Linked DNA regions of Homo sapiens: region 1 is linked to region 2. The links are chromatin loops, found by intact Hi-C in ENCODE. Cell type or tissue: sigmoid colon. All regions are shown on one strand. Each heading gives the region's core, and the rest is flanking DNA. Links, peaks and the distances in the headings are about the cores only.

Evidence for each region. Hi-C counts contacts between places; a loop is a spot of excess contacts. Peaks named below come from ENCODE experiments on the same cell type or tissue, not always from the same donor. Only the 100,000 strongest peaks of a DNase experiment are listed, where the experiment ranks them.
Region 1: it touches region 2 in a loop (3-fold over the local background); 3 of 110 quality-filtered maps call a loop at or near these places.

Annotation. Positions count from the first base shown.
Region 1 is chr5:124,758,651-124,774,782 of GRCh38, reverse strand. No RefSeq gene overlaps it. Among named protein-coding and RNA genes, the nearest start is that of ZNF608, 20 kb to the right of the region's middle. In sigmoid colon, for the core only: no CTCF peak of the experiment used is centred there; no DNase peak of the experiment used is centred there.
Region 2 is chr5:124,924,556-124,940,687 of GRCh38, reverse strand. No RefSeq gene overlaps it. Among named protein-coding and RNA genes, the nearest start is that of ZNF608, 190 kb to the right of the region's middle. RefSeq lists an enhancer at 4,379-4,778. In sigmoid colon, for the core only: no CTCF peak of the experiment used is centred there; a DNase peak (open chromatin) is centred at 7,577; H3K27ac peaks cover 161 bases.

The sequences.
Region 1 (16,132 bases), core at 4,397-9,396, 170 kb after region 2:
TTTTTAAAAAAATGCATATTGCAAGATAATCATTTTACTCATTCTGTGATGAACTCTGTTTTCGTAAGAAATGTCAGAAGCTGTCAATTCTTACTGAATTATGCACTTGGAGTCCCTTGGTGGTATGTTCAATGCTATCTCCAGTGTTAGAAAGTTTTAATCTGCAATTAGATATATTATTAAGCCATTAAAATATCATTGCATTTTAATGATTTGAATCTATGAAAATATGTAAATTAGTAATGGCTTATTAAACTTTACAATTTCTGGTTATTGTAAAAAAAATCTGTACATTATAAGATGTTGAGGGGGGAGCCTTTTGTGTATTTTATTACATTATTCTTCAGTGAAGATGACAAGAATAAAAATGCCCATGCAATTGCTAATTTTTAAAAATAAGTACATTAGCTATTATGAACTGAAAGTATTTCCATGAAAGCCAAGTGCAAACAGTTGTTTAGGTCTAAGCACTTTATCTCAATCCCTGGCACTCTATTTTGTGCTTTGGAAAGCTCTACTCAATTCAGAACATAAATTTAGAAAAGGTTTCCTCCCTGAAACCCTCTGAAAGCCTGTAGTTATGGTGGTTACTTAAATTATTATTTCCATAGCTACGCTGGCTTCTAGCCACAGCTCAAATGCATATCAACAAGCTTGGTGTGAAAATGGAAAGGGAGGGAAAAAAAAAAAAAAAAAAGAAGAGACAGGACACTAATTTTTCTTCTTCAGAGTAGGAGGTATAATGTCTTTATAAAGTAATAATTAAAAGAAAAACAATTACTGGAACCTTATCTGGACCATGCAGCTGTACTTCCTCCTTTTACATTAGCAGTGTTTCTAAGGTTATGACAAACCATGAAAATTGCATCTTTAGGGGAGTTTTATTCCTTTTCCTATGATTTGATTGAAACAGACAGCTACATTTTGTGTATATATAATTAGGCAGTAAAATAGGCTTTGAAGGCAGGTTTCCATTTAGTATGTGAGTCACACACACAACAGTCTTTCATTCAACAGCCAAAGACTGATCTTTTTAATGCTTCAACTCACTCAACATGTTTTTTGAATGCTACATCTTGCACTGAGGGGAAAAAAAGAAAAGAAAAAAAATCAGCTTTTAGCCCATATTTCTTTCTTTTCTTTTTTTTTTTTTTTATCTTCTTTCCAAAGAAAAAACAATCTGAAAAACCAATCTGGGAAGTCTTTGGTGATTTAACCTTATGACAAACTGATTTTTATCGTCTTTTTTCCAGATTGTCGTTCGGGGCACCAGTGAATGCTGCACCAGTTCTTGGCGTATCTAATCCCTCTCATAAAAGGCCATTGTGGCAGGAAAACTGAGACCAATGGCTTTTTCATTCTCCACCTCTCAGCTCTCCAAAATAATGGCACTGGGTCTAAGAAGGGGGAGTGAGAGGGAGAAGAAATAAAATCCCATTTTCTCAATGCTGTGCCCATATGTGGCACTAAGTGATTTTTTTTTTCTGAACTTAAATTAGGAAGAGCTTTAACATGGTGCAGTTATTTAAGATGCAGCCTGTTTTTAGGAAAGAGATTGCCCTCTGAGATTTTGTGAATACAATGAGAACAACCCTGGGTGTATTTTTTTTTTCCTGTAACAGAAATCAAGTCTATCAACTGTGCATCATCATGCCTTATCTGATTACAAAGAAGTCGCCTATTAATCTCTATGCTTTCATCTCACTATATAGCATTTGCTATCTTCTGTCTCATTCTGGCAAACCCAAAGATGGAGAGAAATAATATCAAGCTACTTGATTGATTTATGCAAGTGATAGTTTGTGTTTGTAGAATGCCTTTCATCTGAAGACCTCAAAGGGCCTTATGAACATTATCACATTGACAGGGCCCAGCTCCAACATAAAGGGCACAGAAGGGCCATAGTCATGTAAATCCAAATTTCTAGAGTGATTAGTACCCTGGTAACCAAAAGAGATAAACTAGATTCTCATTTTTTATGTGAATTTGATGTCCATGCAGGAATTTCAATTTTCAATTCAGGCCCCATCACTGAAAAAACCACTCAGTATTCAATTTACTTCCTGGGAAGTCCCCCTGGGAAGTCTACTCCCCAAGATAAAGGGCTTTACATGACAGGCAGGTGTATATATTTCTTCAATTGGCCTAATCTAATAAAGCTGGACATGATTTATATGTGCAAAATGTTGCCATGTTAAATAATTCAGAATGAAACTGCCTTTCTGGTTGTGCTACAAATAGATGTCAATCTGCATTTGATGGTGCCTCTATCCCACAGGGATTTTGAACCAACTGAAAGAAAATACATTTCTTGTGCTGGTTCTAAGAAAAAACACTTGGGACAGCTCTCCCAACTGAAGCCTGGGTAATTTTGGCCCAAACTAAATGACATCTTTCAAAGTAGACTATCCTTGCTGGTTCTGTTTTTGTAAAAGAAGCACCTTCCACAGAAGAGTGTGGTATCCATCCAGGTTTCCATGTCAATCTGATACAAAGACCTCTCTTTATAAGAGAGATACATATGCACATAATCAGTGCCCAAAGGTTGAATAATCTCCTTACAGGTCCCTCTTTTTGCTGACTTTGTTAAGACTCTTCTTCACATTTCTCTTCCCTTCCTACCTCACAACTTCTCTCCCCATCCCCGATCTTATTCTCCCAAACTTGATTCTTAATGATTTTTTTCATGAAAACAATATTATGAGTCAAATTTTTACCATAGCTGATATCAAATGAAGTCGTAAGATTTGCATTCATCACTTCCATATTAATCAGAGAGACACAATAGGAGCTGTCAGTTTGCAAAAACAAGGTCTCTGCACTTCCATAGCATTATGTGTCTCAACTTCAACAGTGGTTTGCATTTACATGATAAAGCATAAGAGGCACTATTTTCCAAATGGGGTCTCTTTGCTTATGAAAATGAAATGGCAACATTATGAAAATGATCCAGCCAATATTGGGAGTTTCTTGATGATAACTTCAGAATGCCAGTTTATATTATCAATTCGTTAGCCTAATTTTATGGATGGATATGATAAAACATGGAAATTTTACATCCTGTGCCTTTCCTTGTGAACTAACCAGACCACAGCAGCCAGTTATTTCATCAGTCTTCAAAAGCTCACTGGGATCCCAGGGTTGTGTTACCCTGAAAGAGAATGCAGCAAATGGCCAATGAAGAAGTGCAAAATGACAAGTGCACTTTACTCCTGTGGGTCCCTCCGTCACACAGAACCAAGACATGGTTTTTCTGGGGCTAGTCCTATTTCATATGGACAATGCTTATTTAATATTCCCACTAATGCAAGTATATTTTTTGAGGCTTATTTTAAACCCAATTCAGAGGAATATTCTACAGTTACGAAAGGAAGACCCTCATGGATTTTTAACGAAGTGGTGGGAGGGCAGTTAGAGGGTTAAAATTCTTCCTGCTCCCATCACATTCCCTCATATCATAATTTTCTATCTTCTTTACAGCATTTATTACCATCTAAAATTATTATATGTTATTACCTGTTTACATATTATTTCTCAACTTCACTAGAATATAAACTTCATGAAAGCAGGAACTTTAGCATCCCTGGTTCCTAGAGCAAAGCCTGGCACACGGTAGATTTTCAATAAATATTTGTTGAAAGAATTAATGAATGGGTCTCAGTTATTCTAAACACATACATCAACATTTGATAGACTTCTGATTCTATAATTTTGTAAATATTTAACTAGTATACAAATGACCTGATTATTTTGATTGCAGTTTGGTATAAACGTCAATCCACTGGAATTAATTGCAAGCCGATGTCCAATGACTCTCTACTGCCACTTTATCACATCCGCATTACAAAGAAAACTAAGACAAATGATGGCCCAGAATTAGTGCAAGATGATAACTTACAAGCTAAGCATAATTTTGAAACAAGAGTTGGATGTAGGTTCTGGATATTATATTCAAACGCTTTGATAGCTTTTGGGAGCCATACACTGCACCCTTAACAACAAGCCTATGGATCAAAGACTGGTCTTGCCAAATCCGGTATATGTCTTCTCTTTTTTCCTATTTTGGAGTTCATAGACCATAGTAGTAAAGAATGTGGATTTTAGACTTATGCAGGTTAATTAAGCTCCAACTCTCCCATTATGCCTCCATTTCCTCCTCCCTAAAATGGGATAACAGTTTCTATCTTCTTTTTTAAAATATATTTTAAGAACAAAATGATGAGGCCAGGCACAGTGGCTCATGCCTGTAATCTTAGCACTTTGGGAGGCCGAGGCCAGAGGATCACTTGAGGTCAGGAGTTTGAGACCAGCATGGCCAACATGGTGAAACCCCAACTTTACTAAAAATACAAAATTAGCCGGGCATGGTGGTGGACACCTGTAATCCCAGCTACTTGGGAGGATGAGATAGGAGAATCACTTGAACTCAGGATGTGCAGGTTGCAGTGAGCCAACATTGTGCCACTGCACTCCACCCTGGGTGACAGAGTGAGACTCATTAGAATTAGTATCATGATTCTCTTGTTGCCCTTGTTCCCAAACCTATTTTGGCTAGCCTGTCCTAACTTCTGGTATTTACTTTTTGTGCCTACATTGTCTTCAGCTCAAGGTCTCCCTTCAGATACTTTATTCTTTCCTTTAGAATTTAATTGACCCATTTCTACCTTTTTACAGGAGTGGATCATTCAACCAACTTGTCTTTACACCTGGCTATCCATAAGCTTCATTTTATCTCCCAGCCCAGCCATGCCAGCATTGTCCATCTTGTCCTACTTTGGAATCCCAGATTCTTAATCTAGCTACCACTTTGAGTGAGTCTCTCACTTTGGGCTTGAAAAATGGTTTCAAAGATAGCTCTGATTATCCAGAATATTAGATTAATCTTGCCAGTATCTTTGATGTGTGACCTTTGACAAGGAACAAGCAAGCTGAGTTTCCATGTTTTCGTCTACAAAATTACGGGAGTTTGGGTTAGAATATTCTCTAAGGTCTTTTCCAATTAAAAATATTTGGTTCTGGCTGCAAGTGGTAGCTCATGCCTGTAATCCCAACATTTTGGGAGGCTGAGGAGGGCAGGTCACTTGTGTCCAAGAGTTCGAGACCAGCCTGGGCAATATGGCAAAACCCCATCTCTACTAAAAATACAAAAAAATAGCCCAGTGTGGTGATGCACACCTGTAGTCTTAGCTACTCAGGAGGCTGAAGTGGGAGTTCCACCTGAGCCCAGGAAGTAGAGGCTGCAGTGAACTGTGATCATGCCACTGCACTCCAGCCTGAGTAACAGGAGTGAGACCCTGTATCAAAGAAAGAAAGAAAGAAAGAAAGAAAGAAAGAAAGAAAGAAAGAAAGAAAGAAAGAAAGAAAGAAAGAAAGGAGGGAGGGAGGGAGGGAGGGAGGGAGGGAGGGAGGGAGGGAGGGAGGGAAGGAAGGAAGGAAGGAAGGAAGGAAGGAAAGAAGGAAGGAAGGAAGGAAAGAAAGAGAGAAAGGAAGGAAGGATATAGTTCTAATGATGAAAACTTTTATTTACTTTCATACTTCCTCAGGTTAAATTTTAAAAATAACCACTGTAGCAAAGCATTCAACTTCACTATTATTTTATCAAATGCTAGACTAACTGATCTAGATTGCACATTTGCTATTACACCTTTATCTCAGCATCTCCTAAAGCTATCAGTGTCTAATATATCATTTTCTAACATACTCTTAGCCTCATCTGTATACAACTGTTTTTATCCCTCTGTCAATTCATACTGGTAATAAAATTTGGGGGTATAATATTAGCAATTTATTATGTCTGTTTGTATAATCCACAGCCGTCAAGATGGAGTATCATCCAACTACATGTTTATTTGATAGTTTCACTAGACAACATAAAAAATGAAAATGCATTGCATTTGTGGATGGCTTTTTGTCTTAAAAGCACATTCACACATTAACTTGTATGACCCTCACAACAAATGAATGAGATAAGTAGGGCAAGCCTTATTGTCCCAATTTATAACAAGAAAAACTAGGGCACAGCAGAAAACTGAAGTGGCTTGCCCTAGGCACCACCGTTGATTAGTGACAACTAGGACAAGAACCCAGGATTCTAACTCTGAATCCAGGGTTATTTCCATGGTTCCTGTCCCCATTCTCAGCCAGCTCACTCACTCCACTAGGTGCCGATCACCAAATTCTTCACTGCTGTAAGAGATCTCTTACCCATTGACCACATTGCTTTGTTTGGGGAGAATAGTCAAATAATTTGTTATATAAAAATAAAAATAGAAAAGTATATATATGTGTTTATATTCTTATGAAAAGATATACAGGTAGGTGTTTGCAGTTCAGAGTTTCAGATGTGGTGTGTTGCTGAAGATAAAAATCCTGGCCAGGGTGGTGGCTCATACCTGTAATCCCAGGACTTTGGGAGGCCAAGGCGGGTAGATTGCTTGAGCTCAGGAGTTTGAGACTAGCCTAGGCAACATGGCTAAAACCCGTCTCTACTAAAAATACAAAAAAAAACATTTAGCCGGGCATGATGACACATGCCTGTGGTCCCAACTACTCGGGAGGCTGAGATGGAAGGATCACTTGAACCTGGGAGGTGAAGGTTGCATTGAGCCAAGATCACGCCACTGCACTCCCTCCTGGGTGACAGAGTGAGACTCTGTATCCAAAAAATAAAAAAAGAAAAAAGAAAAAAAATTCTTGTTATGCTTGGCTTTAGTGCCCTACTACCTTCATCAACATGGGCCCTGGTGAGGAAACCATCTGATAGTCAGTTAAAAATAACAAGCAAACTCCAAGATTCTAGTGGAAAAAGAAAAGCATTCCTCTTTCTGGGAAGTGGTGGTTACCATTTGAACTGTAACGTTCCTGCTATTTACCACTCTGAATACTATTAGACTGATGTTTACTCTTGCTGATTTACACTCACCTTCCTAATTTTATTACTGTAACATCATGGGCATTGGCATTAATCTCTTTCAATGTCAGGCCGAGTGCGGTAGCTCACCCCTGTAATCCCAGCATTTTGGGAGGCTGAGGCGGGAGGATCTCCTGAGGTCGGGAGTTCAAAACCAACCTGACCAACATGGGAAAACCCCATCTCTACTAAAAATACAAAAAATTTTCCCAATGTGGTGGCACATGCCTGTAATCCTAGCTATTCGGGAGGCTGAAGCAGGAGAATCGCTTGAACCTGGGAGGCGGAGGTTGCGGTGAACTGAGATCATGAGATCATGCCATTGCACTCCAGCCTGGGCAACAAGAGTGAAACTCTATCTCAAAAAAAAAATATATATATATATATATGTGTGTATATATATATGTATATATATGTGTGTATATATATATGTATATATATGTGTGTATATATATATGTATATATATATATATATTTCAATGTCAAAGAGCCTAGAAGTTTTAAATGTTTGCCCTTTCTTCAGTCTTCTATCACTGACCTCTTTCACAGTAGTATCCATGAACCCATGTATCATAGTGATTGTCCTTCCATTTATTTTGATTTGCAAATTTTGTAAAATAGATTTCATTTGTATATTGCTCAGTCTACTACATGTCTAGTCACAGCTAAGCCCTTTGCAAGAAACATAAAAGAAGTCAAAAATGCAATACTGTCTCTCTGCTTGAAGTCTTGAAAGACAAGATACATTTAAGAAGGCACTTGGTTATGCACTGAATGTTTGTGTCTCCCCCAAATTCATATGTTGATGCCCTAACTTCCAACGTGGCTGTATTTAGAGTTGAAGCCTCTAAGGAAGTAATTGAGGGTGAATGAGATCATATGCATAGGGCCTTGATCCAATAGCATTGGTGTCCTATAAGAAGAGACATCAGAGAGCCCTCTGCCTCTCTCTCTTTTCACCACATAAAGACACAGGGAGAATGGAGCTGTTTGCAAGCCAGGAAGAAAATGCTCACCAGTAACCAACCATCCCAGATCTTGATCTGAGACTATTAGCCTCCAGAATTGTGAAAAAAACAAATTTCTGTTGCTTAAGTCTCCCAATGTATCTCGTTTGTTATGCTAGCCCAAGATAACTTTTTTTTTTTGGTGGAGTTTTCTTTCTTTTTTTTTTTTAATTATTATACTTTAAGTTTTAGGGTACATGTGCACAACGTGCAGGTTTGTAACATATGAATACATGTGCCATGTTGGTGTGCTGCACCTGTTAACTTGTCATTTAGCATTAGGTATATCTCCTAATGCTCTCTCTCCCCCATCCCCCGACCCCACAACTGTCCCCGGTTGTGATGTTCCCCTTCCAGTGTCCATGTGTTCTCATTGTTCAATTCCCACCTATGAGTGAGAACATGCGGTGTTTGGTTTTTTGTCCTTGTGATAGTTTGCTGAGAATGATGGTTTCCAGCTTCATCCATGTACCTACAAAGGACATGAACTCACCATTTTTTATGGCTGCATAGTATTCCATGGTGTATGTGTGCCACATTTTCTTAATCCAGTCTATCATTGTTGGACAATTGGGTTGGTTCCAAGTCTTTGCTATTGTGAATAGTGCCAGCTAACTTTTATAGCTTAGAGAAAAAATATATGACAACCCATGGAGAACTAACTAGATCGTGTAGTGTACAGTGCAAAAAAAAAAAAAAAAAAAAAAAACAAATAAGAGAAGTAAAAAATGATTTGGGGTAGTAGTCCCCAGCATAAAAACTATGGTGGGCTTGATTTACTTTTTAGCCTTGAAAGAACTGTATGATTTAGATTGCAAAAACCAGTGAAACAAATGGTGAATTACAGGTATAGTCACATGACCCTGGTTTTGGGAAGATAACATGAAGAAAAAAGAGGAGGCCTTGGACTCATATAGACTTGCATTCAAATTCAAGCTTGGTGTCTTTCTAGCCACAATAATAGTATTACTATTACAGGCCAGGCACAGTAGCTCACGCCTGGAATCCCAGAACTTTGGGAGGCTGAGGGCGGGTGGATTCCTTGAGCCCAGGTGTTCGAGACCAGCCTTGGCAACATGGTGAAACCTTGTCTCTACCAAAAATACAAAAATTAGCCAGTTTCATAACCTGGTCTCAAAATAAATAAATAAATACATTTAAAAAATAATATTACTATTACATTGCAAAAACCACAATTACTTTTGTACCAACCTGATATTTATCATTTGAAAGCATATTTTGTGCCAGGTACAATTTTAGAAGCATGAGTTCATTGAATCTTTCAAACAACCTTGTTACTCAGTGCCTGACACACAGTAGGAACTCAATAAACGTTTGTAAATGATTGAGTACTAGAGTATGGTTCTCATTATTTTCTATGAGGAACACAAAGCTCAGGGAAGTTATATGACTGGCACAAGGCCACAGAGCTAACAAAGAACAGAGCTAGGATTTGAACAAAATCTAATTTAAAAATGGGGATAACACTTTTCTTGGATGGTGTATGGGTTAAGCAAAATACTGTGGCTAAAGATTTAGTACAATGCCTGGCACACAGAGAGTGCTTAAATAAATATTAGAACAAAACATCTCACATCAGGTAAACTGATATGAGACGAATAAGGAACAAAAAGGAAAGCAGTAGTACAACTATTTTTAGATTTCCAACAGTTTAAGGCAATGTGTTTAGAGTTGACAGAACCTCAAATGACCCACGGAAAGCAAATATTTAATGTGATGTTTGCTTTCATGCTCAGCCATGGCCACTGTTACTTAGTTTTTTCTGCCTAATAATTTTAATCCTAAGCATAAGAGAGACAACTAAATGACTTTTCCTGGAATAGTCTTCATTTTTCATACTGAATAGTTTAATAATATTTTCTGTTATGATATAAGATGTTATTTGATACCCCGATACATATAACACCTTAATAACTATTTGAGATGTTGAATTAAACCATAAGCTTTTTCAAAACAACCTAAATATTCATCACTTGGAGAACTGATATAGTAAATTACAGTATTTCCATCTCAATGATATCATGCAGCCATAAAAAGAATGAGCTCATTTATATGTACTGATCTGGGAAGATGTTTATCATATAGTCTTAAGTGAAAAAGTAATTGCAGAAAAAGCTGTAATAGAGAAATTCTAGTTTTTGCAAGAAAAAAACTGCATATCATGTATACACTTATAGATGCATGGAAACAAAATATGCAAGGGAATATAGTAAATCACAGAGAAACATTTCTACTGGATAAGAGAGTATGGTTAGAAGGAGATTTGGAAGGAAACTTATTCTTTTTTGCTTTATATACACCTGAATAATGCATTTATTAGTAGTAATATTTTTACTTTATGAGACAAACATAATTATTTTTACGTATTTCTTCAATTTAAAACCCAATAGGGATTACATCAAGATAATGGCCTCAGTATGCCTATATAGTTTTTTCAACAACCCAAGCTCCACTGAAATGACAGAAAATAGCCTTTAAGACTGCTACAAAGAAACTTCGGTTACCATAAGAGCCCCATATTGGCCAGGCGCGGTGGCTCACGCCTGTAATCCCAGCACTTTGGGAGACCGAGGCGGGTGGATCACCTGAGGTCGGGAGTTCGAGATTAGCCTGGCTAACATGGTGAAGCCCTGTCTCTACTAAATACACAAAATTAGCTGAGTGTGGTGGCGTATGCCTGTAATCCCAGCTACTCGGGAGGCTGAGGCAGAAGAATCGCTTGAACCCAGGAGGCAGAGGTTGCAGTGAGCCGAGATCGCGCCACTGCACTCCAGCCTCGGCAACGGAGTGAGACTCTGTCTCCAGAAAAAAAAAAAAAAAAAAAAAAAAAGTGCTATAAGGCAACATGGGTTACCATAAGAGCACCATATTATCTTGAGAAATTCCTGAAAGAGGAAAAACCAGTAGAGAAAAACACAAACAGAAGAAAGCTACCACAAATGTGGTATCAGTAATACCAACAATAACCTAACATATAGGAAGTGCAATACAGGATCCACAGTAATCGTCCAAGTACCAAAGAACCACATTTGAAAGAGCTACACTAGTAGGGTCCAACTCCTTGCTCCTTTGCCACATCAATTGAACAGCAGGAAGCAAAGGCTTTTTGCCTCCAGATTATTGCTCTAACTTCTTTCCAAACAAAATAAGACAGCCTCTAGTTTGTGAGTTCAAGTCGGAGAGGAGCCCTAGGTAACGCAAGGCCTACCAAAGGGCCTGGGTGTGGGGAATATATTCACATTGTATGCAGCTGCCTTCCTTTCCTTTTGCATAGCATTTGTTACTAGGATAAAACCTTGAACAGGCATTTCTTTTTTTAAAAAAAAAATGTATTTCCACAAGTTATTGGGGAACAGGTGGTGTGTGGTTACATGAGTAAGTTCTTTAGCGGTGATTTGTGAGAGTTTGGTGCACCCATCATTCGAGCAGTATACACTGAACCCAATTTGTAGTCTTTTATCCCTCACACCCTTCCCACCTTTTCCCCCGAGTATCCAAAGTCCACTGTGTCCTTCTTCTTTTTGAGACGAAGTTTCACTCTGCCCCTAAGGCTGGAGTGCAATGGCATGATCTCAGCTCACTGCAACCTCTTCCTCTCGGGTTCAAGCGATTCTCCAGCCTCAGCCTCCTGAGTAGCTGGGATTGCAGACATCCACCATCACACCTGGCTAATTTTTGTATTTTTAGTAGAGACAGGGTTTCGCCATGTTGGCCAGACTGGTCTCGAACTCCTGACCTCAGGTGATCTGCCCGCCTCGGCTCCCAAACTGCTGGGATTACAGGTGTGAGCCACCATGGCCAGCCCGTCTCTACTGACTCTTTTCTCTCGGCATGTTAAGAAAGTCAGCCGGGCGAGGTGGCTCACGCCTATAATCCCAGCACTTTGGGAGGTTGAGGTGGGCGGATCACTAGGTCAAGAGATTGAGACCATCCTAGCCAACATGATAAAACCCCCTCTCTACTAAAAATACAAAAATTAGCCGGGCATGGTGACGTGCGCCTGTAATCCCAGCTACTCAGGAGGCTGAGGCAGGAGAATCGCTTGAACCCGGGAGGCAGAGTTTTCAGTGAGCTGAGATTGCGCCACTACACTCCAGACTGGGCGACAGAGCAAGACTCTGTCTCAAAAAAAAAAAAAAAAAAAGAATGTTGAAGGCTGTTTCATAGTAGGTAAACAACAACAAAAGCCTTTTCCCAGACTCTTTTTCTAAAAATGATGCTCTCTCTTTGCTTTCAACCAACAAGCTTCTAGGAGTAGACTTCATTTGATCTACTTGTTCCTGCCTATTTCAGTCCCAAACCCATTGTAGTGAAAGGGTTATTGCTACCATTTCACTGACATTGCTCCTTTTAAGATCACCCATGACTTCTCCAAAAAAACCAATGGAGGCTTTTCCATCCGAAACTTACTTGATTTCCCTGATGCATTTGGAATTGTTGGTCACTCTCTCTTCAGAGCTGTACCTTCCCTAGCTTTAGAAAATCTCTCTTCTCGGCCGGGCGCCGTGGCTCATGCCTGTAATCCCAGCACTTTGGGAGGCTGAAGTGGGCAGATCACTGGGTCAGGAGATCGAGACCAGCCTGGTCAACATGGTGAAACCCCGTCTGTAATAAAAATACAAAAAATTAGCTGGGCGTGGTGACGGGCGCCTGTAGTCCCAGCTACTAAGGAGGCTGAGGCAGAAGAATCACTTGAACCTGGGAGACGGAGGTTGCAGTGAGCCAAGCTTGAGTCACTGCACTCCATCCTAGGCGACAGAGCTAGACTTCTTCTCAAAAAAAAAAAAAGAAAAAGAAAAACAAAAAAAGAAAGAAAAGAAAATCTCTCTTCTCTCTCATTCAAGACCTTTTATTTTTTGCCCCATATTTAGATTATTATTTATTTATTTATTTATCCAGAATATCTTCCTTGACAACTTAGATGTTGTTGTTCTCTAGGGATCCCATTTTTGACTCTATGTTCCGTTTCTTGACATTAACTTTTGTTTCATTCAACATGTTTTGATTCATAAGGACCTGTCTCTCAACAGGTTTTCATTCATAAAGACCTCTCTCTGCCTTCATTAGTTTATTTAATTTGGCTGTAAAATATTCTTGCAGAATTTGCACTTTCTAATTTGAGGATTTCTAAATTCCGAGTTGTCTTAATACATGTTTATTGTTATCTTTTGTCCAGTGAATATACTCATTGGCTTCAGTATATGTCAATACATCCTGAGCTGCTTGTGATTCATTACTGCCCCTTACATTTTTGGGGAATCCATTCTCTCTACTATTTACACATATAGAAGTTCAATATAAATTCATTAATTTAACAAATGTTTTGAGCATTACAATTTTCAAGAACTTGCCCAGGCATATATGATATGATATGATCCATTACTATCTCCTGGAACTTTTCTGTCTTTTCTTTTTATATACATCAGTAAAAAACTGAAAGTGATAAGAGATTCAAGAATTTTCCATAGTCCCTACTAGGGGTAGGCCATTGTCCTCTGATAAACTGAAACGCTCCTCTAAAGGGGGTAAAGGCAGCTGTGTAATCCAGTCTGGATGAGAGCACAGTTTGACATACATTACAAAAGATTGCCCTTCGTTAGGGTGACATAGCACAGAGCCAGGGCACTCAGCCTGGTGAGCAGAGCATGGCCTGATGTCAGCGTCCATTGTTCCCTCAACAGAACACCGTTGTGCCAGTTCATAATGACCCTATCTACAATAAGACTTCAGCCTACAGCCTGACCAGCATTCCTTCCCTTTAAGACCCCTAAGATCTAGCCATGCTGGACAACACTGGGGCCCCATTCTTTCTTGCCACTACATGTATGGTCATTATATTTCCTCTGCTTGGAAATACAATCTCCATTCTAATGTGGTTTAACAATTTAACCTACTTTGTTTCTAGAATCTATACTGACTCCTTAGATAAAGTTAGCTTTTCCTTTTCCCCCAAAGCAATGCTTTTTCTACTTATTATCATAAATCACATTCTTTTCATAGTTGGGTGTCTTATCTCCTCTAGGAAACTCAAAGCCTCTCAAGGGCAGAGATGATGTCTTTTCTTTTTCATATCTTCTTTGAACCTTGCATAACACAATAGAGGATTTTTGAGTTACTACATGGATAGCTCAAACTTAATTACAGGAAATGAGTTGATATTTGTAAAATGCTTAGTATAGTGCCTTGCACTGAGTAAGTGCTATACAGGTGTTTCTTAAAAATGAAAGGATGATAGAAGATGAGTTTGAATTTGGAAGGACCATTGTTATTATAATTAATGAAAACTGGGTCTATAATTTATTAATAGACTCAGAGATACTTCCCTCTTTATCACTAGACTTTTACTAATGTGGAACCATGGATAGAGACATTGCTTTCTTTTTATATTCTGTTCCTTTTTCTAATTACATATCATTTCTCTTACAGTGATAGTTAAATCTCATTATATTTAATGATTTATCCATTTCCTGCTATAACAGTTTTATCAGTGACTCCTTGTGTTATAATCTCATTATTTCACAAAATTATATCCTATTTGTTAAGAATAGTAACTGTTACCACGATTTTATCTTTTTCAATGCCCTTTTTAATGTCGATGTCTTAGACCTCTTTGTGAAAAGATTAAACATTTTTCTCTTCATTTAGTCTAATTCTGTTCAATTTTGCTTATATTATATAGCGTCTTTCACTGTATGCTGCTATTTTATTTAAAGAATTTAATTCTGGATAGGCATGGTGGCTCCTCCTTGTAATTCCAGTGCTTTGGGAGGCCAAGGCAGGAGGATTGCTTAAGTCCAGGAGTTCAAGACCAGCCTTGTCAGCAAAGCAAGATCCCCATCTCTACAAAAATGAAAATTAAAAAATTAGCCAGGTGTGGTGGCATGCACCTGTAGTCCCAGCTACTCAGGAGGCTGAGGCGGAAGAATGGCTTAGGCCCAGGATTTCAAGGCTGCAGTGAGCTATGATCATGCCACTGCACTCCAGCTGTGGCGACAGAGCAAGAGCCTGCCTTAGAAAAAAAAAAAAGAATTTAATTCTGTGTCTGAATTGTGTGTTTCATTTTTACAACTCTATTTCTTTGAATAAGACAGAAAACATGTACTGAAGAAATCTAAACTACCAAATTTTTTCTTTATTTTAAAGAAAATGAATGAGCCAGATGTGGTGACTCATGCCTGCAAATCCCAGCACTTTGGGAGGCCCAGGCGGGCGGATCACAAGGTCAGGAGTTTGAGACCAGCCTGACCGACATGGTGAAACCCTGTCTCTACTAAAAATACAAAAATTAGCTGGGCATGGTGGCACACACCTGTAATCCCAGCTACTCAGAAGGCTGAGGCAGGAGGATTGCTTGAACTCGGGAGGCGGAGGTTGCAGTGAGCTGAGATTCCGCCATGGCACTCCAGCTTGGGTGAAAGAGCGAAACTCTGTCTCAAAAAAAAAAAAAAAAGTTTGTGCAAGGAAGTTATAAACTGTTCAACTGAGTCTCCTAGACACATGTTGAAAATATAAATAGCGGCTAGGCGCGGTGGCCTACGCCTGTAATCCCAGTACTTTGGGAGGCTGAGATGGGTGGATCACTTGAGGTCAGGAGTTCGTGACCAGCCTGGCCAACATAGTGAAACCTCTTCTCTACTAAAAATACAAAAATTAACCATGCGTAGCAGTGCATGCCTGTAATCCCAGCTACTTGGGATACTGAGGCAGGAGAATCGCTTGAACCCAGGAGGCGGAGGTGGCAGTGAGCCGAGATAGCGCCATTGCACTCCAGCCTGGGTGACAGAGCCAGACTCCGTCTCAAGAAAAAAAGAAAATATAAATAGCACGTTACAGATTTTCAACGTATATGGCCTTGCAAGTAAATTGGACTCAAAACAAACAAACAAAAACCTGTGTAAACAAAGGGTAGGCTACAGGTGTAATCTGCTGCTTGTTTGTATATACAGTAAAGTCATTTTACCCTGTTGGATTAATGCAAAAACTGTTCTAAATCCAAGGGATAAATTGTGTTTCTGAATAGCTCCTTCCTTCTCCAAGGCACGGTAGCTTTTTGTTTGTTTGTTTGTTTGAGACAGGGTCTTGCTCTTTTGCCCAGATTGGAGTACAGTGGCATAGCTCACCGTAATGAGCCTTGAACTCCTGGGCTCAAGTGATCCTCCTGCCTCAGTCTCTCAAGTAGCTGGGACTACAGGCA
Region 2 (16,132 bases), core at 4,612-9,611:
TATCTCCTTCTTAGTGAGGCCATCAACACTCTCCAGCTCCCTGCTATTGTCTGAATGTTTGTGTCACTCCAAAATTCTTATGTTGAACCTAACCCCAATGCAATGGTATTACGGGGTGGGGCCTTTGGGGAGTCATTAACTCATGAGGGCTCCACCCTCCTGAATGGGATTAGTGCCCTTATGAAAGAGACTTAAGGGAGCCTGTTTGCCCCTTCCACCATGTGAGGGGACATAGAAGGCACCATTTATGAGGAACAGGGCCTCACCAGACACTGACTCTGCCCAGAACTGTGAGCAATAAATTTCGGTTGTTTGTCAGTTACCCAGTCTAAGGTATTTTGTTGTTACAGCAGCATGAGTGAACTAAGAACCTCACTTTCCTGCCTGCTTTGTGTGTGTTTGGTTTTTGTCCATTACACTTATCACCAGTGAATGCATGGTGTTATTTATTTGCTTTAGATATGTTTTCCCTACTAGATAGTCAGCTCCATAAAGACAGCTATTTTTGGATTTTGTTTAATGATATACTCCCCAGGGCCTAGACCATATAGTAGGATTAAAGAATTTTTAGATGAATGGGTGAATGATTGAATGTGTGTTGAGCCTGGAAGCCAAATTGGAATAGGTAGAAGAGTGAAGGAAAGTGAGGACATGAATCATTAAGAGTAGACAACACTTCCAGGAGGTTTGAGAATGAGAGAGATGTTGAATATATGCAAATGCCTCCGCCTTCCATCCTGTTAGTATGGATGAAGTGTCTCTGCTCCTACTAAGACCAACTCTCCACTTGTACCCAGGATCTTGTTGTGAGGAAAAACTTCTCCTCTGTCAACTTAGGTCTGAATAGTCCCAGGACCTGCAAATTATCCAGCCATAGGCAGATTAATTGAAGAAAAGATAAAAGTTTATTTTCACGTGCATGCAAGAGTTGCTCAGTCACGAGTAACTCACTGAATAGCCAGAGACAAGAGGTTTATATAACGATTTCACAAAAGGAGGGGAGGGTTTCACTGCGAAGGTATAAAGGGTTCTATTGGGCTTTTTGTTGTTAATGGGAATAGGCAGTCTATCTCTTTCCTGGCTGGAAATTTTCCCACGGAGGCGATGGGTGTTATGGCAGCTGAATTCATAGTTCCCAGTGCTAAGGGTTAACCTTTCTTCAAATGGTAAACTCCCTCAGATGGGGGTCAACAGCAGCTGTATTTTGGGAGGGTTCTACTCAAGTGTAAATAATGTTTCTTTCTGTGGCTGCTGCCTGTTCAGATGTTTTCAGTTTAAAATAGTCTTCATAGCACTTTGGTGGGCAGCTAATTCCTTCAATCTAACCCCTTCGGCCTGTGCAGACAGGCCCCCATGATGCATTACTCACGAGGCACCTTTCATACAAAAGAGCACGTGACGTCTCCCTGGGACATTATCTTTATACTGAGCATGGTGTAAGGCCCTGCTCAAGGACATCACTCTGGTAAATGTCTCTGCTCAGTTCTGAATCATCAGCTTTTTCTTCTCAACTGCATCATCCTGTTATATACAAACGTATATACATCCTGTTATATACAAAACAGCCTTTTTTTTTTTTTTGAGGCGGAGTCTTGCTCTGTCACCCAGGCTGGAGTGCAGTGGCATGATCTTGTCTCACTGCAACCTCCACTTCCTGGGTTCAAGCGATTCTTTTGCCTCAGCCTCCCGAGTATCTGGGATTACAGGTGCCCGCCACAGTGCCTGGCTAATTTTTGTATTTTTAGTAGAGATGGGGTTTTGCCATGTTGGCCAGGCTGGTCTCGAACTCCTGACCTCGTGATCCACCCGCCTCAACCTCCCAAACTGCTGGGATTACAGGTGTGAGCCACCACGCCCGGCCAACCTTTGATTTTATAAGGAAAATTTAAATATGTATTAGGCATTCAATGGTACCTAGGAATTACTGTGACTCTAGTCACAGGAGACCCTCACCCTCAGGAAAGATAGGAGACCACGCAAATACAACGCACACAGAAGGCATTCTATTCATCCTGCTTGTTGAAAACCCTGTCTTCTCCCACAAGCCTAGGGTCAAGCCTGCTCAGAAAGGAGGAGAAAAGGTACGGATTCAGACCAGTCTCCATATCAGATCTGTCTCCAACACCTAGAGACAGTGTAGCAACAAGCCCACAGAGACAGCTCTCATCAGAAAGGCATCTCCATATGCCTGGCAGTGAGATCTAGTGAATCAGTGATGCTTGAGAACTTCGGATGTTGTCCTTGGATCAAACATGTAAAACTGGTCCACATATATTACACTCTGTATATCATTATATATTATATATGTTGCTTAACAACAGGGGTACATTCTGAGAAATGTGTCAATAAGCAAATATGGTGCTGTACAACTATCATAGAGTGTTCTTACACAAAACTAGGTGGTGTAGCCTACTTCACACCTAGGCTGTATCAAATAGCCAGTTGCTCCTAGGTTACAAACCTGTGCAACATTTATTGTACTGAGTACTACAGGCATTTGCAACACAATGGTGTCTTACATATCTAAACATAGAAAAAACATACAGTAGAAATACAGTATTAGAATTTTATGGGACCACCATCATATATGCAGTCTGTCTTTGACCAAAATGTTGTTATGCAGCACTTGACCATATATATATATATACATACACACATACACAGGCATACCTCAGAGATATTGCAGGTTCAGTTCCAGACCACTACAATAAAATAAGCATCAAAATACATCAAGTTGGCAGGGCATGGTGGCTCACACCTGCAATCCCAGCACTTTGTGGTGCTGAGACGTGCGGATCTTATGAACCCAGGAGTTCGAGACCAGCCTGGGCAACATGGCAAAACCCTGTCTCTATTAAATAGAAAAATTAGCCAAGCTGGTGGCACACATCTGTAGGCTAGCTACTCGGGAGGATGAGGTGGGAGAATTACCTGAGCCCTGGGAGGTTGAGGCTGCAGTAAGCTGTGATCGCATCACTGCACTCCACCCTGAGTGACACACTGAGACCCTGTCTCAATAAATTAATTAATTCAAAATAAATCCAACCACATGAATTTTTTGGGTGCCAGTGCGTATTAAGGTTGTTTACACTATACTGCAGTCTATTAAGTGTGCCATAGCATTATGTCTAAAAAACAATGTACATATTTTAATTTTAAAATGGTTTATTGCTAAAAATGCTAACAAAGTGAGCATATGGTGTTAGAAAAATGGCGCTCATAGACTTGTTCAACACAGGGTTGCCACAAACCTTTAATTTGTCAAAAAAACACAGTATCTGTGGAGCAAAATAAAGCAAAGCCCAATCAAATGAGGTATGCCTGTCTATAAAATATTTTGTCTCAAAAAAAGTTGACTCAATTTTGAGTGGCTAAAATTTTAATACATAGTCCTATGAAGTTGAAAAATAATATCTCTAGGCAGCCATCCTGGTTTTAATCTAATAAATTATGAAATACAAATTAACAAAGACTTGAAGGACTAGGTTAAATAGGCGATCCTAAACGTTAATCATATCACCTACTAGACGCAATTAGCTTTTGGAATAAAAGAGTAAGCATAAATATAATCAACTAATTTGTCAGATTCACCAAATACTATATTGATGTTATAAAAACTAATTCTTGGGCCATCCTGAGATTGACAACAAAATATTGACAGAATTAGACATTCATAAACACAGCCATGCCACTGCCATCCGTGCATTTCTCTTTGTGGCCTTTCCTTGCACTAAGCTAATATTTTTTTCTATTAATTTCCTTATTAATTCAAAATTAGCTAATGGTTTTGATAGATATAATCAAGGGAAAAGAAAGATGATAAACGCAAAAACGTTTTTGTGGTTTTTGCTGTTGTTTTATTGTTCTTCTCAGTGATGGATTACATTTTAAAAGGACCAGAATGTTGGTGCATTGCTAAGTCCTACAACGTGACCTTCTAAGGCCACTGAAGCTGAAAAGTGCCACATTAGGACTCAGAGTGAAAGTCACACTAATAGACTTTAGGCAAATTATTGTTTATTTTTATTTTTATTTTTTGAGATGGAGTTTCTCTCTGTCGCCCAGGCTGGAGTGCAGCGGCGCGATCTCGGCTAACTGCAAGCTCTGCCTCCCAGGTTCAAGCGATTCTCCTACCTCAGCCTCCCGAGTAGCTGGGACTACAGGCACCCGCCACCACGCTGGGCTAATTTTTTGTATTTTTAGTAGAGACAGGGTTTCACCTTGTTAGCCAGGATAGTCTCGATCTCCTGACTTCGTGATCTGCCCACCTCGGCCTCCCAAAGTGCTGAGATTACAGGCGTGAACTACTGTGCCTGGCCTAGGCAAAGTTTTTTATGTTGCCAAATTAACTGAAAGAAAAGATCTGCTGGGGTACCAGGCATGGTTTCTCCATTTTGGGGGCACAGCCAATGGATGAAACATACACTGTTGTATAATGGAGGATTTGGCTGGCTTGTGCCCCTGGTTCCTGTGACAGAGCCTCTAAACTCTTGGAATTTCCCAAGTGATAGAAGCGTCTTTATTATTCATGGTAGACCTCTCTGACCACACTGGAGTTTATGCTAATGATGTGACTCATAGTTCTAGGTATTTTCAGCATGGGGGCTTTCCATGCTGGAGAGAAAAATTATGTGGTTAGAGGGTTGGGGCTTCAAGCCATATGTTATCAACGTGACTTCCCAGCCTCTGGGGAGGGAAGGGGGGGTCTAGGGATTGAGTTCAATCATGTGGCCAGTGATTCAGCCAATCAAGCCTATAGAATGAAACCCCAGTAAGAGCTCTGGACACCCAAAGCTTAAGTGAGCTTCCAGGTGAGTGACACATATTGATGTGCCAGGAGGGTGATACATCCTGAAGACATGGAAGCTCTGTGTTGGGGACCCTCTAAGATCTCAACATATGTTCTTCTCATTTGGCTAGTCTTGACTTTATATATATATATATATATATATTTTTTTTTTTTTGATATGGAGTCTCACTCTGTCACCCAGGCTGGTGTGCAATGGCGCATCTCAGCTCCCTGCAACCTCTGCTTCCTGGGTTCAAGAGATTCTTGTTTCAGCCTCCCTAGTAGCTGGGATTACAGGTGTGTGCCATCACACCTGGCTAATTTTTGTATTTTTAGTAGCAATGAGGTTTCACCATGTTGCCCAGGCTGGTCTCAAACTCCTGGCCTCAAGTGATCCACCCGCCTCAGCCTCCCAAAGTGATGGGATTACAGGTATGAGCAACTGTGCCTGGCAACTCATGTCCTTTATAATAAAATTGTAATCCTAAGTGTAACACTTTCTGGAATTCTGTGAGTTATTCTAGGAAAGTATAGAGCCTGAGGAAGTAGTGGAAATGCCTAAATTTGTCACCAGTTGGTTAGAAGTGCAGGTGGCTGGAAAGCCCAGAGCCTGTGGCTGGTGTCTGAAGTGAGAGAAGTCTCGTGGTGGACTACACCCTCAACTTCCGCAATTTGACCTAATTCCAGGTAGTTAGTGTCAGAATGGCATTGCAGATACATACACAGAGAAAGTCGAGCACGATGCAATAAATGTGATGAGATAGGCAGGCACTGAGAAAATGCAGTGAGCACACAGAGAGAAGCCCATAACCCAGCACCTTCCCTGAAGTCAACAAAACCTTTCAGCAATGTTACTTGAGATGACTCCGAGAATGTTTGCTTTGTAAAATTCAAAAGTTAAAAGAAGAACATAAATCACCCAACCAAGGATCATCAAATCAATATTTATGTTTCTGTCATATTTTCTTCTACACATATTTCTATGGATTTTTACATATTTGAGGTACTACTCGATGTATGATTATTTTCACTTTCATTGAACATTTCCTAAGCGTAACCTCTTGGCATGAAAGGCTTATCACACATTTTCATTTAATGGCTATACGCTACGCTATCACATACATTCAATGTAATTTATATAACTGTTTTCCTAATTTGGGGCATTAAGGCTGCTTGTGGGTTTTAATATAACAAATAGTGCTAGGATAAATATCTTTACACATATATCTTTGTCCACATTTCTGATTATTTCCTTAGGATAGACTCTCAAAGTAGAGTTACTGAGTAAAAGATTTGTTTGTGCTGAGCACAGTGGCTCAACGACTGTAATCCCAGCATGCTGGGAGGCCAAGGTGGGCGGATCAATTGAGGCCAGAAGTTTGAGACCAGCATGGCCAAGATGGTGAAACCCTGTCTCTACTAAAAATACAAAAATTAGCCGGGCATGGTGGCACGTGCCTGTAATCCCCGCTACTTGGGAGGCTGACGCAGGAGAATCACTTGAACCCAGGAGGTGGAGGGTGCAGTGAGCCAAGATAGCGCCACTGCACTCCAGCCTGGGCAACAAAGCAAGACTCCATCTCAAAAAGAAAAAAAAAGAAAGAAAATAAATTTGTGCACCTCCTGAAGCCTGGTGCCAAATTTATTTATAGAAATATAAATTTACCTTCCTGCTAAGCATGTGTGAGACGCCTCTAACTTAACACTCACCAGTCAAAATTAAATTGTTAACTTTAAAAATTTAGAAGTTTGGGCCAGGCGCAGTGACTCACATCTGTAATCCCAGCACTTTGGGAGGCCGAGGCAGGCGGTCACAAGGTAAGGAGATCGAGACCATCCTGGCTAACACGGTGAAACCCCATCTCTACTAAAAATACAAAAAATTAGCCGGGTGTGGTGGCAGGCACCTGTAGTCCCAGCTACTCGGGAGGCTGAGGCAGGAGAATGGCCTGAACCCAGGAGGTGGAGCTTGCAGTGAGCTGAGATCGTGCCACTGCACTCCAGCCTGGGCGACAGAGCGAGACGCCATCTAATAAAAAAAAAAAAAAAATTTAGAAGTTTGATAGGTCCTTCAAATGTATTTGTTTTAATGTGCATTCAACTACTTGTAAGACTGTATTTTTTCATGTCCATTGGTTATTCCTATTTATTCTGTCTTAGTACTTGTTCTAAGTATTTATTGGAATCTTAAGTGTTTAGCTTTAACTATTTGTTAAATATATCATATAAAGTTCATGTACTATAGATTTTTCCTAAAGAGTGATGCTATGATGTAAGGGTGTTAATCCTTTATGAAGTTAGTTAGGAAGTTAACCCTTCATATTATTTTTAATAGCTTTTGTTTCAAATTGTTGAGTTTTGAGAATTTTACTTTTTGTGGAAAAAAATTTTTTGGGATATTTTTGTTCATGATTGTGTGACAGACATTGAGGTGACCTGCTCAGATTGCCTTTCCAGAAAGAACTCCTGTCCAGTGAGTAGGAGTGTGTTTAGCTGATGGCCTCTAGTTATCAGTTCCTTCAGGTTTTGCCTCAGCTTTTGAGCTGAGGGCACATTATTTTGGGGGTGGTCCTCAACCAATGACTGAGCCAGGCAGTTGTTTAAGGGCCTACCCATCTTCACCAAACACAGGACCCCTCTAACGGGCATTTTTAATATTTTTTTACCCAGCACTGGAGCTTGAATGCAATTGCTCCAATAAAAATGTCATGATCATTTGCCCAGTTCCTGAACCTGAGCAATTCCAGACCTGGAATCTATTAACCAAAGAAGTGGCTGGGTTCCCAGGGGGAAAACCCTGCCAACACTGAGACAAATATACAGAGCACTGACACTCCAAGTTCTTCTCTAAAGGCATTTATGGCCATTTATTCAAGTGAATACATAATATGGTAAGAATGACCAGACCCTTTAAGGGGTATTAGATAAAGAGTCCAAGTGGTCACTGAAACTCGGGGACATGGAATGTCATCATGGCCTCTCTTCTTAGAGTGGGGTCACATAGGAATCAAGAAATAATGAGGCCAGGCACAGTGACTCATGCCTGTAAACCTAGCACTTCGGGAAACGGAAGTGGGAAGATTGCTTGAGCCTAAAAGTTTGAGACCAGCCTGGGCAACACATTTCTTTAAAAAAAAAAAAAAAAACATCAGCTAGGCATGGTGGCACGTGCCTGTAGTCCCAGCTACTTGGGAGGCTGAGGTGGGAGGATCACTTGAGCTGGAAAGGTCGAGGCTGCAGTAAGCAGTGATCACACCACTGCATTCCAGCCTGGGTGACAGAGACCCTATTTAAAAAAAAGAAACAAGAATGAAGAAATTTCAAGGCCTAGAGTAATAATAATATGTCCTCTAGGTTCACAAACCCTCCTGGTGGTCAGTTCCCTAGTCCCTGAATGTATAATTAGATTTAACACACTTGAAAATTAGAAAACCATCTATATTGAGACATTGGCTTATAGGAGTAATAGTTATCAGAGTGTGGAAAGCCAAATTGGAGGCTATGAAATAATCCACCACCACTCTCCAGTCAGCATAGCAAATCAAAAACATTACTGCATCCCAGGTAAGAAAATGAGGAGCACCAAAGACTAGTGCTTTTGTTTTGTTTTGTTTTTTGTTTTTTGCAATGCAGTTTCACTCTTTTTGCCCAGGCTGGAGTGCAATGGCACAATCTCGGCTCACTGTAACACCTGCCTCGCGGGCTCAAGAGATTCTCCTGCCTCAGCTTCCCGAGTAGCTGGAATTACAGGTGCCCACTAATTTTTGTATTTTTAATAGAGACGGGGTTTCACCATGTTGACCAGGCTGGTCTTGAACTTCTGACCTCAGGTGATCTGCCCACCTCGGCCTCCCAAACTGCCGGGATTACAGGTGTGAGCCACTGCGCCCAGCCCTTAGTGTCATTTTTAAAGGACTAAAGGGTCCAGGGATGGTGGTACCTAGCATATCTCTATTTAATTCACCAGTCCAGTTCCTGCAGAAAGTAAATTGGTTTTGGAGAATGACTGAGACTTCAGTAAGATCAACCAAGCTGTTGCCCAGTCACAACTGCTGTACCATGTGTGGTATCATTGTTAAAGGATATTAATATAGCCTCTTGTGTGGTATATGGCCGCTGATATAGACAATGCATTACTTTCTTTTTTTTTTTTTTTTTTGAGATGGAGTTTCACTCTGTCACCCAGACTCGAGTGCAGTGGCACAATCTTGGCTCACTGCAACATCCACTCCCTGGGGTTCAAGTGATTCTCGTGCCTCAGCCTCCCAAATGGCTGGGATTACAGACGTGAACCACCACCCCTAGCTAAGTTTTTTGTTTTGTTTTGTTTTGTTTTCATAGAGATGGGGTTTCACCCTGTTGGCCAGGTTGGTCTCGAACTCCCAACCTCAGGGGATCCAACTGCCTTGGCCTCCCAAAGTGCTGGGATTACAGGCATAAGCCACCACACCCAGCCAAGAATTCATTACTTTCTATCCCAATGAAGAGAAAGGATTAAAAACAGTTTACATTTTCTTGGAAAGGACAACATTATACAATTACATTATTGCCTAGAACTATACTGTCTCCTCTGCCCTCTCTCATAATAGAGCCTGAAAAGATATGAACTGTTTGGACATCCCACAAAACATCAGATTGATCCATTACATGATGATGTCTTACTGATCATTGGTTTCAACATCACCTAGAAATACTGTTCTGACCTATATACCAAGTAGCATAGAAGACTTCTAGCTTTAAGTGGGACCCAAAGCCAGAGAAGACTACACAGCAGTTCCAGGATGTGATGCAGTATCCCTGTCACTTGGGCCTTACAACCTGGCAGACCTTAGGTAATGTCAGTGTCAATGATGGAAGATGATGTAGTGCAGAGTTTATAGCAAACCTCAACAGTAGAATCACAATTCAGGTCCCTGGGGTTCTAGAGCAAGCCCATGTTATCTGTTGCTAAAAAAAACAAAAAAAAAAAAACAAAAAAAAAACTTGTTGAAAAACACTTCCTAGCATGCTACTGGGTCCTGGTAGAGACAAAAATGCTTGACCATAAAACACTAAGTGACTGTGTATCAGAAAATGAGCTGGGACCTTCTTGGACCCACCAAGTCATAAGTAAGTCCTGGATGTATCATATCTATCTTATGATGGACTACTATCATAAATGCCAGTATTCCATCATAAGATGGATATGATACATCCAGTACCAAGCAAGAGCAAGTCATGAGGGCATGAGCAAACTGTATGGATGAGTAGCCAGATTCCCATCACCCTCGACCAATGTACCAGCACCCCTCTGTCAGTTCACACCTATGGCCATATGGTGGTCCCACATGAGGAGCTTAAGGTGGAAAAATTAAACAAGAAGGAATAGGATGGCTGGCTGGTCAGAGAGCTAAAGAAAAAAGATGGAAAGATCATGGACAAGGAGATTTAGGCTAGGAGTCTGCAGATGCACACAATGTGAATACAGAGTGTCAAGATCAGTGCCCACCAGAAAGCACCCACTATAGAAGAGGCACTAAACAACCATGAAAAAACATGAGCCAGGAATGGTGGCTCATGCTTGTAATTCCAGCTCTTTGGGAAGCTGAGGCAGGAGGCTCTCTTGAGGCTAAGAGTTCAAGACCAGCCTGGGAAACACAGCAAAAAAAGCCCGTTTCTATAAAAAAATTAACAGGCCGGGCGTGGTGGCTCACGCCTGTAATCCCAGCACTTTGGGAGGCTAAGGCGGGCGGATCACCTGAGGTCAGGAGTTCTAGACCAGCCTGGCCAACATGGTGAAACCCTGTCTCTACTAAAAAAACAAAAATTAGCGGGGTGTGGTGACAGGCACCTGTAATCCCAGCTATTGGGGCGGTGGCTGGGGGGTGGTGGTGGGGCGAGGCAGGAGAATCACTTGAACCCAGGAGGCAGAGATTGCAGTGAGCCGAGATCGTGCCATCGCACTCCAGCCTGGGGGACAAGAGCGAGACTTCATCTCAAATAAAAAAAAAAAAAATTAACAAATTTGCTGGGCATGGTGGTGAGCACCTGTAGTCCCAACTACTCAGGAGGCTGAGGAGGGAGATTACCTGAGTCTGGGAGTTGGAGGCTGCAGTGAGCCATAATTACATCATTTCACTGCAGCCTGGGCAACAGTGAGACCCTGTCTCTAAAAGAAAGGAAGAAAAATGATGCAGCCAGTTGATGATAGCCATCTTTCATGCAGGCACCCCAGTGATAAAACAATGGGCACATAAATGAAGTGGTGGCAGAGAGGGAGGCCCTGCATATTCCCATCAGCATGGACTCCTATTCACCAAGGCCTCTGTAGCTACTGCCACCTCTGAATGTTCAATCCGCCAACAACAGAAACCAGTGCTGAACCTAAAACATGGCATTATTTCTTGAACGGACGAATGGGTGATCTGGTGGCAAGCTGACTACAGTGGACCCATTCCATCCCAGAGGGGCCAACTAACAGTGTGTTCTCACAAGAACAGAAACCTATTCTGAATATGGGTTTGCCTTTTCCTACCACACAGCCTCAGCCAGCACTGCTATTCAAGGGTTATGGAATGGTTAATACACAGTAAATCCCACACAAAGAACATCTAACCAGGGAACCCATTTTAAAACAGAAGAGGTGAAGGCGTGAGCCCATGCCCACAGCATCCACAGGCTGAATCACCACCCAGAGGCTGCCAACCTGACAGAGCATTGGAGTGGCCTGCTGAAGTGCCAGATCCGAGGCAGCACTCTGTGAGGATGAAATGCCATCCTTCAGGGTATGTGCATTGAATCAGAGACATGTATATAATTCTGTGTCCGCAGTGAGACGAATACTTGGGGAAACCAAGAGGCGGAAGCAGGAATAGCTCTGCTTACCATTACCACCAGTGACCATCTGTAAAAATCTTTACTTCCTGTTCCCCATAACTCTGAGCTCCAGAGTTAGAGGACCTGATCCCAAATGAAGCACTCTTAACAGGAGAATCCAGATCCCATTGAGCTAATAGCTATGACTGCCACCAAGTCACTTAGGGCTCCTTTTGTCCAGGAAACAACAGGCAAAAAGAAAGTCAGCTACTAGTCATCTGCCATCATCTGGAGGAGGTCCAACCGCTGTCACTCCATGTATGGAACGCAGGTGACCCACTGAGGTGTCTCTTAAGATACTTTCTTGTCTGAATAGGCAGGTGCTGTAATTCCAGTGTTTTGAAAGGCTGAGGCAGGAGGATCACTTGATCACTGAAGCCCAGCCTGAAGATTTCGGTTATCAGGGCTCCGAACCTTCAGATGAGGGTTAGAGTCCCACCTCAGATAAGCCACCAAGACCAGCAGAGGTGGTAATTGAGTGGCAGGGGTTTTAGAATGGATGATGGAGGAGAGAGAGGATGAGCGCCGGTTGCGTCCTGAAGAGCAACTGCAGCGATGGGGGTGCAGTTCTTCCCACTGACTTCTCACTTCTCAGTTTCTCCTCGGGGAGGGAGCCTATAAGAGCCCCACAGGAGCTACTCCCTATGTGTGTACAGAAAAGTGGATTCATAGATTGCAAGGGGTAGACTGTGGCAGGGACGGAAACACTCTGCTCAGATCCACTCTCAAAAATAGGCCTGCAGCCCAGGTAAAGGGTGTGGACAGCAGACAACCTCTAGCTATTAGTTCCTCAGGGTTCTCCTCAGCTTTCAAAAAGAGGCTGCTCTAATACTCAGGGCAGCCCTTAGCCACTCACGGAGCAAGAAACTGGTTCAAGGCTCAGCTATGTCGCCCAACCTGGGACTCCTCTAACGGGAAATCTTTGTTCTAGAGCTCCTCATTGGACTACTCGACTTTTTTCAGATTCACCTTTCCCTGCCCATTCCTGCTTCCTCCCTTTCTCCCTTCACAGGCATGACTCACCAATAAGCCTCACATACTAGGACAACTGCAGTGTCTGCTCCCTGGAGAACCCAGCCTGTGAGCGAGAGCTTCCATTGTTTTAAGCTTAGAACATTCCAATCTGATAAAAAAAAATACCCACACACATATACTTTCATCTATTTTTAGGAATTACTTGAGTTTTTACATTTTAATGTGTTACTCATCTGCAAATTATTCTGGTACAGTGTTAAGTGAGATAGTGTTAAGTGAGGATCTAAATTGATTTTTTTCCTGTGGTAGGCAACCTCTAATATCTCTACCTCCAGACCTTCATGCCTCTATGTAATCCTCTCTCCTTGAGTGAGGGCTTGTTTAAGCTAAAAGATCAACTCTCTCACAGTTAATGGTGTGGGCCTGACAAGGTGGTTCTGCCATCCTTGACAAGTGGCTCCCGTCTCTGGGTCTCGGGCAATTGTTCTAAATCTCATTTTCTCCAAACTAAAAGGACAGCAGAGTGAGGCTGGAAGGTACACAACCCTAATTCATTAAGGAGCAAGACTTGGAAGTGGCATTTATCAATTTTGTTGACATCTCATTAGCCAAAATGTGGTCACATGGGTGTACCCAGCTGCATGGAGGATTTGAAAATACAACATCACTTATTGATCATTCATTCCTTTCCCCCCACTGAGTTATCCTTTCATCTCTATCATACATTGTATTCTATCCAATGATCCCCTGCTATTGCCAGAGCATTTCACTCATTCCTGCTTTCTTATACATTTTATATATGATACAGCCAGTTTTCATTACTTTTCTTTTTGAATAGTCTCTAAGCTAATTTGTTACTGTCTAGTTTGCAGATGAAAGGTTAAATTAGTATGTCCACATTTTTAAAAAACAATTGATATTTTTAAATTAAATTTTTATCAAACATTCATATAGAAAAGGGCACAAATCATACATGTAATTTCTTTTTTGTTTGTTTGTTTGTTTGTTTGAGACAGAGTCTCACCCTGTCGCCCAGACTGAAGTGCAGCGGTGCGATCTTGGCTCACTGCAACCTCCGCTACCCAGGTTCAGGCGATTCTCCTGCCTCAGCCTCCCGAGTAGCTGGGATTACAGGCGCATGCCACCACGCCCAGCTAATTTTTTGTAGTTTTTGTAGAGACGGGGTTTCACTGTGTTAGCCAGGAAGGTCTCAATCTCCTGACCTCGTGATCTGCCCACCTCAGCCTCCCAAAGTGCTGGGATTACAGGCGTGAGCCACCGCGCCTGGCCCATACATGTAATTTCTAAGAATTTTTGGAAAATGAATACATGCAATTAGCACTCAAATCAAGAAATAAGCCCAAGGCAGGCAGATCACCTGAGGTCAGGAGTTCAAGACCAGCCTGGCCAACTGGTGAAAGTGAAACCCCATCTCTACTAAAAATACAAAAATTTGCTGGGTGTGGTGATGGGCACCTGTAATCCTAGCTACTTGGGAGGCTGAGGCAGGAGAACCACTTGAGCCCGGGAGGCAGAGGTTGCAGTGAGCCGAGATTGCACTACCGCACTCCAGCCTGGGCAACAGAGCCAGATTCCCTCTCAAAAGAAAAAAGAAAAGAAGCATTACCAGAACAAAAGTCTCCCTTGCATCCCTTCCAGGCATCATAGATCATTTGGATCTGTTTTGGAACTTTATACGAGTGGAATCACAAAGTATATACTCTTTAGTGTCTGCCTTCTTTGTTCATTATTATGTTTGCGAGATTCACCTATGTTGATGCTGTAGTTGTAGTTCAATCATCCTCTTGCTGTATATTATTTCATTGAATGAATATACAGTTTATTTACTCATTTATGGACATTTGATTGTTTCTAGTTGTTGGCTATTAAAAATAGTGCTGCTATGATCATTACTGTACCAAAAATTTGCCCATCAGAACTCTGTTTTGAACTACGATAAACTCATATATTCAAGAAAAAAATTAACACTTTTGCAATACTCAGTCCACCTGTACATCAACAATTATGTATCTGCATGAAATCTTTTACATTTTTACACCTCTCAGAATATACTGTAAGTATTCATACATGTCTATCACGTTTTTTGTTAAAGCTATTCATTGGTATATAAAGTTTCTGTTGACACCAAGTTTCATACTACTAAAAAAGTGATTATTACTAGTATATAGCACTGCTATTTAATACATATTTTCCTTTATTCTAGACACTTCTAAATTACTCTAAATTCTAAAGGAAATGCTTCTAATGTTTCATCATTCTATAATTTAAGTGCTCTCTTCTACTTTGCTGCAGGATCACCATTGTCTTCATAACTCTTTCTCTAACCTGAGAATATCACTGTGGGTCATGTAAACTTGACATGCATTTGTTAGCCTACTTTTGTAACTCTCTTTCTTCCAGTAGCTTCTGACCTCACTTCTTTTCAGTTCCTTTTGCAAGTTTCTTATCCAATCTTTTAATGTGAGAATGTCCCAAGGATAAGTCCTTGGACTTCTTTTAGCTTCATTCCCTAGTGGGCTTACCTAGGCATGTGACCTTAAATACCATGTATATGCTAACGACCAAAAATGTAAATACGAGGTCTGTACCTCTCCCCAGAACTCCAGCCTCTCATATCCACTTATCTATCTGTTATCACCACTTTGATGTCTAAAGGCATCTCAAACTCAACATATCCATAACTAAATCTTCCTTCCAAATCCCATTCAACCAGCAGTCTATCTTATCTCCATTAAGGGCCACTCCATTCTTACAGTAGCTGAAGCCAAATCTTCTTTCTCTCATATTCTATAAATGCAATCTATCAGAAAAGCAAGTAAGCCTCACTGTATACCCAGAATCTGACTACTTCTTAACTCCTCTGAGGCATCAACCTGTTGGGAGTTTCCTTGTCTCACTTGGATCACCGCAGAGACTCCAAAATAACTTCCTTCTTCCATTCACACATCCTTTCCTCAAGAAAGTAAAAACTTAAACAGGACTGAATTAATTCTCTGTTCAAATCCTTCCTACACTCCCATGGACCTCCTCCTCCCATCATTTCACAAGCCCCATCTCCTACTGCACTTTCCTTTGCTCATTCCACATCAGCCAAGTTGACCTCCTCACTGTTCCTTAAGCCAACCAGCCATGCTCCTGCCTCAGGGCCTTTGCACTGGCTGTTCCTTCCACTCTGGCCTCTCTCCTTTGAGATGTTTTCATGGGTTACTCTATTACTTCTTTCATGTCTTTGCTGAAATATCACACTCTTAGTTAGGCCATCCCTAACCTCTGTGTTTCGAACTTCACACCACCTTCCACCTTCAGTACCCCTCTTGCCCACCTTTCTCATTTCTTTTATTCTATACCCCTTTTCACTTTTTGATATGTGATATAAATTATTCATTGATATTTATTATCTGCCTCTCCTCATTTCCACTCCAGTGGAATGTTCAGCTTCAAGGGGGCAGGGACTTTTGTCTGTTTCGTTCACTGTTGTATCTCAGTTTTAGA